Linked DNA regions of Mus musculus: region 1 is linked to region 2. The links are chromatin loops, found by intact Hi-C in ENCODE. Cell type or tissue: left cerebral cortex. All regions are shown on one strand. Links, peaks and the distances in the headings refer to the core of each region. The heading gives the core; the rest is flanking DNA. Region 1 overlaps Gm35515 (a long non-coding RNA gene). Region 2 overlaps Rnf10 (ring finger protein 10).

Evidence for each region. Hi-C counts contacts between places; a loop is a spot of excess contacts. Peaks named below come from ENCODE experiments on the same cell type or tissue, not always from the same donor. Only the 100,000 strongest peaks of a DNase experiment are listed, where the experiment ranks them.
Region 1: it touches region 2 in a loop (6-fold over the local background); 1 of 42 quality-filtered maps calls a loop at or near these places.

Annotation. Positions count from the first base shown.
Region 1 is chr5:115,204,663-115,210,033 of GRCm38, reverse strand. It overlaps Gm35515 (a long non-coding RNA gene), which reads right to left. Exons shown (of 3, transcript XR_387599.4): 3 at 4,778-5,345. Among named protein-coding and RNA genes, the nearest start is that of Cabp1, 13 kb to the right of the region's middle. In left cerebral cortex, for the core only: a CTCF peak has its summit at 2,590 (motif pointing left); DNase peaks (open chromatin) are centred at 1,961, 2,356 and 3,512; H3K4me3 peaks cover 124 bases; H3K27ac peaks cover 3,256 bases.
Region 2 is chr5:115,265,832-115,271,202 of GRCm38, reverse strand. The region is part of intron 1 of Rnf10 (ring finger protein 10); the gene reads left to right. Among named protein-coding and RNA genes, the nearest start is that of Rnf10, 4.4 kb to the left of the region's middle. In left cerebral cortex, for the core only: no CTCF peak of the experiment used is centred there; no DNase peak of the experiment used is centred there; H3K4me3 peaks cover 1,181 bases.

The DNA of each region.
Region 1 (5,371 bases), core at 102-5,101, 61 kb after region 2:
AAGAAAAAAGTTAATATTTATAAGTAACTGGTGGCAGTCGGTGTAGTTTCCTCTCTTTTCTTGTTTTTAAAGACAGGTGTTTGTATGTGTAGGTGTTTGCATGTGTTTGTATGTGTGCGGGTGTTTGTGTGTGTGTGTGTACAGGTGTGCACACTCAAGTGTGTATAGGTATGCGTGTAGAAGAGAAAGGTCCTCCTATTCCTTGGGCGGTGTGACTCCTCGGGTACCATCTTGTTTTCTGAGGCAGGGTCTCTCGGTGACCTGCAGCTCACTGGTTTGGCTGGCCTCACTGGCCAGTGCGCCTCAGGGATCTACCTGACTCTACCTCCCAGTACTGGGGTTACAAGGATGGATGCACAATACCCAGGTTTGGGGGGTTTGTTTGTTTGTTTGTTTGTTTGTTCGTTTTTGGTTTTATGTGAACCCTGGGGGATCAAGTCAGGTTCCTGTGCTTTTGGGGCAAACCCTTTACCAACTAAGCCATTGCCCGAGACCGGAACACTACTTTTGAAATATAAAGATGGGTCTCAGGAGTTACAGAGACAAAATTTGGAGCTGTGACGAAAGGATGGACCATCATCTAGTGATTGCCATATCAGGGGACCCATCCCATAATCAGCTTCCAAATGCTGACACCATTGCATACACTAGCAAGATTTTGCTGAAAGGACCCTGATATAGCTGTCTCTTGTGAGACTATGCCGGGGCCTAGCAAACACATAGTGGATGCTCACAGTCAGCTATTGGATGGATCACAGGACCCCCAATGGAGGAGCTAGAGAAAGTACCCAAGGAGCTAAAGGGATCTGCAACCCTATAGATGGAACAACAATATGAACTAACCAGTACCCCAGAGCTCTTGACTCTAGCTGCATATGTATCAAAAGATGGCCTAGTCGGCCATCACTGGAAAGAGAGGCCCATTGGACTTGCAAACTTTGTATGCCCCAGTACAGGGGAACACCAGGGCCAAAAAGTGGGAGTGGGTGGGTGGGTATGGGGGACTTTTGGGATAGCATTTGAAATGTAAATGAGGACAATACCTAATTTAAAAAAAAAGATGGGTCTCAGAGTGCATAGACATTTGAAAAGCTGAGAAATTTGAGTCGTTATCCTAACTCCAACCTTTGGATAAGTCCAAAAGAACACAAAGGCTCTTGGGCCTGATCGCAGTCACAGGACCAGGTGCTCACATCAGGCTGCGAATCTGCAGGTGACGAGGCCTGAGGGACCTCCCACTGTCCTTGGGACCTCAGTGGGAACTCCCAACCCTGGATCCACTGCTAGCATATGTGTGAGGGGGAGGAAGAGGCAGAGAGCAGAGCTTCCAGAAGCTCTGGGAAAGCTCTGTTGACTTCCCCGTGGTTTATTTAAAACAATGTTTTTGTTTTTGTTTTGAGATAGGCTCTTAAGTAGCCCAGGTTGGCCTTAAATTCACTCTTGTGGCCCAGGGTGACCTTGGATCTGACATCCCTGCCTTCTCCCCAGTGCTGGGATTATATGAGTATACCACCCTACCTGGTTTAGACTGCCCCTATATTTACAAGAGGCAGGGCAGGGTGCCCTCCTGGGGCCAGAAGGAACAAACAGGACCAAGAAGGGAAAGGGTGGCAAACGACCAGCACCAGGCCAAGCTGCAGGCCCTCCCTTCTCTGATGTTTGGCATTAAGAAGCCCGTGCTATGGGCCCAGCTGGGGAGACAGACATCCCCCACCCCCCACCCCCGCCCCCCGGGGAAGTGTAAACTTTGTGTAGATGCTAGGGATGGGTTTGAGGTCATTGAGGGGAGGGGTAGCGGGGGGGGGGGGGGGGGCGCGGCGGGCGGGGGGCGGGGCGAGCTGGCAGCAGGACCAGGCACCCCTAAAGGCCTTCCAGGCAGCAGCGGCAGGGAGGACTGAGAGTAAGACTGCTCAGAGGAGCCCGGCTGTGTGGAGGAATCTGGACTCGATCCCAAGAGCAGTAGGAAGCCACCGAAGCTGTGGCTGTGAGCGCTATAATCCTACATCACCGGATAACGTTTTCACTTCGTTTTCTGGTTGGAAAAAAGCTGATTGCCATGATGACTTTTTTTTTCTATGTAGGGTTTTTTTTTTTTTTCAGATGTAGAAAATAAGAAAGCAATAGAATATGTGTGTGTGTGCGTGTTTTCTTTCTTCAGATGTAGAAAATAAGAAAGCAATAGAATATGTGTGTGTGTGCGTGTTTTCTTTCTTCAGATGTAGAAAATAAGAAAGCGTTGGAATACGTGTTTATTCTCAGGGTTAAATGTGCCCAACAGATGCAAATTGCCTCGCGTTTTCTGTGTGGTCTATAAATGGCAATTCCCTTATCTTTTCCTCTAAATTCCATTTCATAATTTCTGCTATTTCGGGAGCACGGAAGGCGAGCCATCCTCCCTGCAGACTGAGGATAAATTTCACTAGAAGGACAATGAGTCAATGTGCCTCGTGATTTGATGGGTTCGGGGCATCAAAAAGGGGGTTCTTTGGGGCCGGAGAGATGGTTCAGCGGTTAAGAGCACTGTCTGCTCTTCCAGACCATCCTGAGCTCAATTCCCAGCAGCCACATGGTGGCTCACAACCATCTGTAATGGGATCTGGCGCCCTCTACTGGTGTGTCAGCAGCAGAATGCTAATATATGTTAAATAAATCTTAATAATAATAATAATAAAAAGGTTGTTGTTTTACTAACTTATTATACAAATAGCAAGCTCCTCCTGACCAGGAAACATACCTTTTGCTTTATAGATGTGAAATTTGCATTCAACTTTTCAAAATATTATTTTTAAATTGCGTGCATGGACAGTGTGCATGCATGTGAGTACAGGTGCTGACACCTCTGGAGCTGGTGGTATAGGGTATCGTGAGCCATCCAACATAGGTGCCGGGACATGAACTTGGATCTTCTGCAAGCTTCCTCACGATGAGCCATCTCTCTAGCCCCAACATTTTTTGGTTCTAACCTTTTGAAACAGAGGCTCTCACTATGTTGCCCAACCAGTTCTCAAACCTGCTTGCTCCGGCCCAAGGATTTATTATTATATGTAAGTACACTGTCGCTGTCTTCAGACACACCAGAAGAGGGCATCAGATCCCATTACTGATGATTGTGAGCCACCATGTGGCTGCTGGGATTTGAACTCAGGACCTTCGGAAGAGCAGTCAGTGCTCTTAACCGCTGAGCCATCTCTCCAGCCCCCAAATTCACCTTTTTTGAAAGTACATTTATTTCATAAAAATAAAACCCCAGTCCTACTCAGCTCATGTCTGTTGTTCCTCGCAAAACTCGCTGGCCACACGGACTCAGGATTATTTGCTGGATTGATTTACATAGTGGAATATATTTTCTGTTAATTCTCGACTCCAGGGCATCAGTTCTGGAGTTTTCTCTTTATAGTTGTGCTAACATGAATTCTGATGGCACGGAAAAGCTTGTTCTCAGAATTATATTTAGCTCATACAAACTCCACTGCACAATTATGTTGTAAAGAGGATTTAGACTTTCTCCTTACGTTGTTATCATTGCTTTGGGAAAAGGTAAATGCAGAGACTGGCAACGGGAAGCCGTAGCCTGCCGTATTGTTGGTTCTGTTTGTTTAGCGCGGTGCAGGGTCTAGCACATACTGATGTGACCTGGTGGGTGTGTCACGCAGGGTCTATTGAAGACACAGATGGCATGCTCAAATTAGACTATCAGAGGAGGATTTAATAAAGGGACGATTTACAAGGTTTTGGGAGGGCACAAGGAAACCGTATGATTGATACAATGTTCAAGGAGGTAGAAAGAGCCTGCCACCGCTCGAAGATGTGACAGCGGAGGAGGAAGTTACAGAACCCAGAAAGGGAGGATTCTGGGAGCCAGGCTCTTTTCTTTCTTTCTTTCTTTCTTTCTTTCTTTCTTTCTTTCTTTCTTTCTTTCTTTCTTTCTTTCTTTCTTTCTTTCTTCCTTCCTTCCTTCCTTCCTTCCTTTCTTTCTTTCTTTCTTTCTTTCTTTCTTTCTTTCTTTCTTTCTTTCTTTCTTTCTTTCTTTCTTTCGAGACAGGGTTTCTCTGTGTAGCCCTGGCTGTCCTGGTACTCACTCTGTACACCAGGCTAGCCTCGAACTCAGAAATCTGCCTGCCTCTGCCTCCCGAGTGGCCAGGCTCCTTTGAAGAGGGGGCAACCTTCTATCCAAAGACTCTGCCAACCCGAGGCAGGGAAGGAGCTGGGGATACTGAACCACTACCTTTATCCTCTGCTCTGTCTTCTGCTGCTCCCAAGAGCCGGAGGGCGAGGGAGGGCAAGGGAGCAAAACCGAGGACAGAATAGTATGAAGAAGAATAGGAAAGTGAGAGGGTACCAAGATGTCGCCATAGGTGATAGCTATTGCTGACCAGAGTTTGGTTGCTGGTGCCCTGACACATGGTAGAAGGGAAGGACCAACTAACACACACTAACACACACACACACACACACACACACACACACACACACAGAGAGAGAGAGAGAGAGAGAGAGAGAGATCCCCTAGCCTCTAAAGCACTTTCTAGAGTTCAGAATAGAAATAGTAAGATGACCCCCACTGGTTCTGAGATCAGATGTTACTTCCCTAAAAGCAAGCGAGAGAGGTCAGACAGAGCAGGCAGGTTCTGAAGCTGGGGTTGGGGGTGCCAATTATGTTCCATTCTATGGCTGTGCCCTTTGGGTACCGGCGGAATGGTCATTTCTCAAGCAGAGAAGCCAGAAAGGTTTGCCAGCACAATTTTGGAAATAGACTCGTTTTTATGAATGGAGTGAATTATGGTTTTGCATGGATTTATTTCGCGGCGGGTGGGTATGTGCCCTTATGGAGGTCAGAGGACTGTTAGCTGAAGTTGGTTCTTTTCTTCTACCACGTGGCTCACCGCGTTGCGGCCCAGGAGCTGCTGTTACCATCTGAGCTGACTCTGTGAGTCCTGGGCTCCTTTTTTCTGAGCCTGTGAAATCACTCCCCTTCCTTGATGAATCCTCCAGGAAGAGGAGGGGACTGGTCTCCTTTGGGGCCATGACTTTGACAAACAAATCAATTCGTTCCCATTTGTCTCCCTTTTGAAAACAAGCAATCCTCCCGCGTTACATAATCGAATCTTCATGGCTCGCTGGTCTGTTCTGTGTCCTCTTGAGGAATCGGCAGATGGTGCTAAGGCAGAGACCCGCGCGCGCACGCCTCGCCAGCCTCCCGACAGAGCCGCTCACAGTGTCGTCTGCCTCAGCTGTGGGGTCCCTCGCTGCCCTTTGTTTCCTCTGGATCAGTTTGCACTTTCTCATTCCTTTAGGCGCCGCTGGCTTCTTGCCTCCAGCGACCATTCCAAGATTAATTGAAAATGCTGAAAGCCGATAAAATTAAAAGAGA
Region 2 (5,371 bases), core at 149-5,148:
GCCTTGAACTCAGAGATCCACCTGCCTCTGCTTCTCAAGCACCTCCAAAATCTCAGACACAGCCAAGTTTCAGATTGTGGTTTAATTACAATGTTTCTCCTTCTCTTTCCTCCCTCCAAAGCTTCCTGTGTAACCTTCCGCTAATCTCCTTCATGTCCTTCTTTCACACATCTGTATGCATGTGCATATACATGTCAGCAAGCATGTGTATGAGTTCTATGCATATCCACCAGTGAACCTGAGCGTGGGGAGGAGCCTAGGAACCTGAACCCTACACAAAGAACTCCAGGAGACTTAGTAACACTGGGAGTGGGAGAGGGGGTCTCCTGGAAGAGCACACCCCGTAGTTTTCCAGTGCCAAACATCACTGGATGTATTTAGTGCAAAGATGTATGTGCAAGTAACTTTGTTTGGATTCCGCAGTGTGTTTTTGTGAGAGAGAGCATGTGTGACAGATGGGGAGCTTTGAGCTGACAGTCTAAGATTCAAAGAGCTGGACGGTATGGGTCAGTGGTAGAGACCTTGCCTAGAATATGCAAGGCCCTGGGTTTGATCCTTAGCATCCCCCCACCCCCCTCAAATTAAAGAGCAAAAAAAAAAAAAAAAAGCACTAAAATTATAAGGCTTACTGACTGAGAGTTTATCTGTAGGGTATGACAAACTCCATTACCAGGTCTACCTGAGGATGTGTAGAAGTTGCCTGTGTAACTTGGGTAGGGACCAGTTTTCGCTGTGATGTACCAGTGCTTTACTGTCTAAGCAGGTGTTAGTGTAACTCGCCTCTGAACCGTATAAACTGATTCTGGAGTTTTGCACATGTGTAGTTTTATTGTAAATCTTGGCTGTTGTTGGAGAGAGGTCTGAGGGTTTCTCAGAGTAATGGATGACTTCAGCCTTGCTTGTAGAGGTAATGCTAAGCTTTGGTTCTCCAAGAGTTCTCAACTTAAATTTTTTAGGGCCCTCCCTAAGTCAATAAAACATTCTTGCATGAGTCAGCTGCAATAAATGCTTTATTTATTGTTCAGTGAGCAGTAGGCCAAAGCTTGTGACATATCAGACAGCATAAGAGAGGGTAGTAGAGTTCAGTGAGGTAGGATGGCTTAGCAGTTAGAGTAGGTGTTCCACCTTTCCATGCCCTCTGAGAGGAAGGAAGAAAGACCTGACTTCACGCCCTTCCACCTGTACATCCTGCACCCACAGGATGGTGATACATTTAAAAGGTTAAGCAAGAGAACTGATGTGATGAAGGCTTTTTACCACATTCCTGACTGACCTTTTCTTTAATCTATTTTTCCCTACATGTGTTATTTTGGGTAGGTGGTCAGGCTTGGTGGCAGGCCCCTTGACCAGCTGGAACTATAGACAGGCAAGGCACCATCTTCGGGCCTGGCATTGATCCTCAGAAACACATCAGAACCCTAGTAAAACAATCACAGAACTATGAATGAAGCAGGGGCTAGAGAGTTAGCTCAGTGGGTACTTGTTGCTCCTACAGAAGGCTTGGGTTTAGTTCCCAGCTCCACAGTGCTGTGGAATTTGATACTGTCTTCTGCCTCCACAGTCATAAACATACATGTGTTGTGCAGCCAAACTTGCAAGCAAAGTACCATACACATAAAAAATAAAATAACCCGGGCGTGGTGGTCCACACTTTTAATCCCAGCACTTGGGAAGCCAGGCAGGCAGATCTTTTGAGTTTGAGGCCAGCCTGGTCTACAGAGCTAGGGTTACACAGAGAAACCTTGTCTAGAAAAACTAAGAAGAGTGAAAAGAAAGAAACTAAATGAAGGCTCCGAGTGTGTGGGGACAGCCTGTAATCCCAGCACTCACTGGCCGAAGCAGAGGATCAAGAGTTTGATGCTACCCTGGGCTACTGAGCAAGTTCCAGGGCTTCCTGGTCACATAGTAAGACTCTGTTGCCAACAACATGAGAAAGCATTGCCATTGAGAGGTCTGCTAGAGAAGGAGATGTGACTAAGATGTGCACGGAGCAGTGGGTAGTGTCAGGACTGTTTCAGAGTCCTGACTCGGAAGAATGGGATTGTGGAATGAAGATACCATTTCACTTTCTTTTGCCAACACAAAGAAAAACACACAAAATGTGTTTGGTTTCTGGAGACAGTTTCATGTCTCAGGAACCAGACCCCATTCTGCCTTGAGGTTCCTGAGGGGCCTGTGTTGGAGCTGTAGGTGTGTGTCACCACCATGGCTTAGCCTCTCCCTCCCTCGGCATCTGTAAGCTGTGGAAGTTTGTAAGTGGTCCTTTGCTTTCTAACTACATAAATATATCTGATATGTTTGTTTTCTGTGGCTAGCTTATGCTTGCTCTTCACTGGTATGCTGTCATAGGTAAATCTGACTACCAGGAGTTTCTTGATCTTTTAGTCTACAGCCTTGGCTAATTGCCTTGAATACTTAACAAAACATCCCGTTTCTGGCTATATTTCTACAGCTTTCTTCCAGCAGGGCTAAGACTGTTAGAAGAGTTTACCAAGAGACTGTCCCAACAATACAGCCCAGAGGAGAGAAGAAATTTAGGGACCAGGGGATGCCATAGAGAAAGAACAGAGAAAGTAAATATTTATAGACAAGACAGGTCAGGGATTTGTAGGCCAGCTGTAGTCCCTGTCCAGGAACCCTGCTCTTGTTCCTCCTCCCGAGGCGGAGGTTAAGGGAAGGTCGGGTATTATGAAGCAGTTATTTTGAGGTTGGCAGTGTGAACCACTGTGCTGACTTTGTTCCTGTCACCTGGGATCAGAAGCTGGGTTACTGGGTAATCAGACTTAAATGTTGCTGTCCCCTCACAGCTAGGGTTAAAGGTTGTGCTGGACACCCAGTGTCCTGTGAGTGCTGGCACCTGAATTCCTGTACAGTCACAGATGATTGTGTGGACCCAGTGAGGGTCCTCTGGAAAAGGAAAGTCAGGGATTCTTAACTCCTGAGCTAGCTCTAGCTCTAGCTCTATTATCTATTTATTTTTGACACTGGGTTCTGAGCCTGGTGTAAGTTAGGCAGGGACTTGGTCACTGAGTTGTGTCTCCAGCCTCTTTTAAAAATTATCATTTGAGGGCTGGTGAGATGGCTCAGTGGGTAAGAGCACCCGACTGTTCTTCCGAAGGTCCAGAGTTCAAATCCCAGCAACCACATGGTGGCTCACAGCCATCTGTAACAAGATCTGACTCCCTCTTCTGGAGTGTCTGAAGACAACTACAGTGTACTTACATATAATAAATAAATAAATAAATCTTTAAAAAAAAAAAAAAAAAATTATCATTTGAGCATTAGCTGGGATTGGCTTAAACTGAGTTTGTAGCCAAGCAGGCAGGCCTTGGGCTTGTGACCTCATGGCAATGGCCTCCTGAGTGACTGAGATCCCAGGCCCGTGCTACTAGGCCCAGCTTGCTTGACCTCCCTCTCCCACCTCTCTTTTTCCTTAATTTCTTAGACTTAGCCTTGCTGCATAGTTTAAGCTGGCCTTGAACTTGCTACTTAGTCCAGGCTGGGCTTGAGTTCTCATCTGTATTCTCCTGTCCTCAACCTCCCGAGAACTGCAGCACCGGGCAGCATTCATAATCTTAAAGCCCTGGAAGTGACCCTGATGCACAGCTGGAACTGGGAACTGCCAGTCTGAGGTTTAAGAGTGGGCCAGAAACAACATAACAAAAATGAAAACAAAGAAATGGAGAAGACAAATAAAATCATAAAATAAAATTCTTCTAGAAACTTATTTTCCAAAATCTGATGTGGGTCCTCTTGTTCCTTCTGAGAGAGGAGGGCCGTTTCTCCCTGGTTATTCACTAGTGTGTCCTGGCAAGTTGTCTAGAAAACATTTCAAAAATAGCACTGTGAATTTTATCTTTGGGTCCCAGGCAGGACAGTAGGATCAGTCCTCAGCTGCGTGTTGGCTGGGTTTGGAGATAAGAGCCGGTTGGTTTCTCACTTGAGATGTCTCCCTTCAGACTTTGTGGTATTTGGAAGACCAAGAGAGAAGGGAGTTGATTTTTTTTTTTTTTTTTTTTTTTGCCTGAAATCATAAATCCTTATGTGGTCAATTGTTGTAATCTGATTTAGAAATACTCAGTTCACTGTCCATTACAGCGGGTCTTAGGAAACCATTTCCCAGAGAGTGTGGTAATAAAAATGAAGAAACCAGCAGTTGCCCTGAGTGCTGCTTCGTCTTCAGTCTTGTCAGTGTGGAACTCCGCGATCATCCAGATCTACACAAGCCGTGCTGGTGATCAAGCCTAGGCCCTGTGTGTTAGTCAAGCACTGCCACTAAACTACACTTGAGGGTGACATAGCTCTTGAGAGCTACAGTTAAGAGTCATGTTCTGTCAGCTTCAGATAACAAGATTTGGGGAATGTGTTTTCTCTCTTCCTTTCTTTGCTTTTTTCCCCCTTTTTTCTTTTCTTTTTTATCCTGAGGCTGGAGAGAGGGGGCTCTAAAATTAAGTTCCTCTTCCAAAGAATGCAGGTTTAAGTCCTAGCATCTGCATGGCAGCTCACATCTGTCAGGAACTCTGGAGTGTCAGGAGCTCCATCACCCTCTTCTGGCCTCCGTGGGCACTTGGCATTTGTGTGGTGCACAGACATGCTTGGCTTTGAGACTGGTTTTGTTTCCCAGGTGCTGGGTTACGGGTGTGCCACCATGCAGATTGCCACCTGCTACAGTGGCGCTGCGCTATGCTCAACAGTGGCTTGGTGCTGGGTGAAGGTTGGGTGGCCATAGGCCTGTAAGCTGCTCTCCAGCCCCCATTCCAACTCTCAATTCCAGTTACTGTCTGCAGTTAAGGAGTGAACGTGCCTTGGCAGTTTTGTGTGGTAACCTGTTCTCTTCCTGCTGCCATCCTCTGTAGCTTGTTAGCTTGATTCCTTGGCTGCAGCTGGCTAGGTTTGGAGTGGCTGGTGTGGCTTCCATTCTTCCTTGGGGGTGTGATTGCTTTCAAAGTTTGGATTTATGAGCTGGCGAGATGGCTCAGCAGGTAAAGGCTGTTACCACCAAGTCTGACCACCTAAATTGAGTCAGTCCCTGAGACCACATGGTAGAAGGAGAGAACCAACCTCTGCAGGTTGTCCTTTGACCTCCACATACACACTGTGGTGGTGGTAGTGGTGTGTCTCTATCTCTGTCTGTCTCTCTCAGTAGATGTAGTTAAATTGGACTCATGTCTCTTTTGTCTTAGGTCTTTAGCCTGCTGTATGATAAGCTTGTGCTGTATGTAGACACGGTCTCTTTGTAGTTATTTGCTCCAGCAGCAGCTGGGTGTGCTTGCTTGGGCCTGTGCTTTCAAAGGATTGGCTTGGGCTTGAGGCCAGTATGAGCTACGAGGTAGTGAGTTCTCGGCTAGCCTAAACTGTAGAGTGAGAGCCT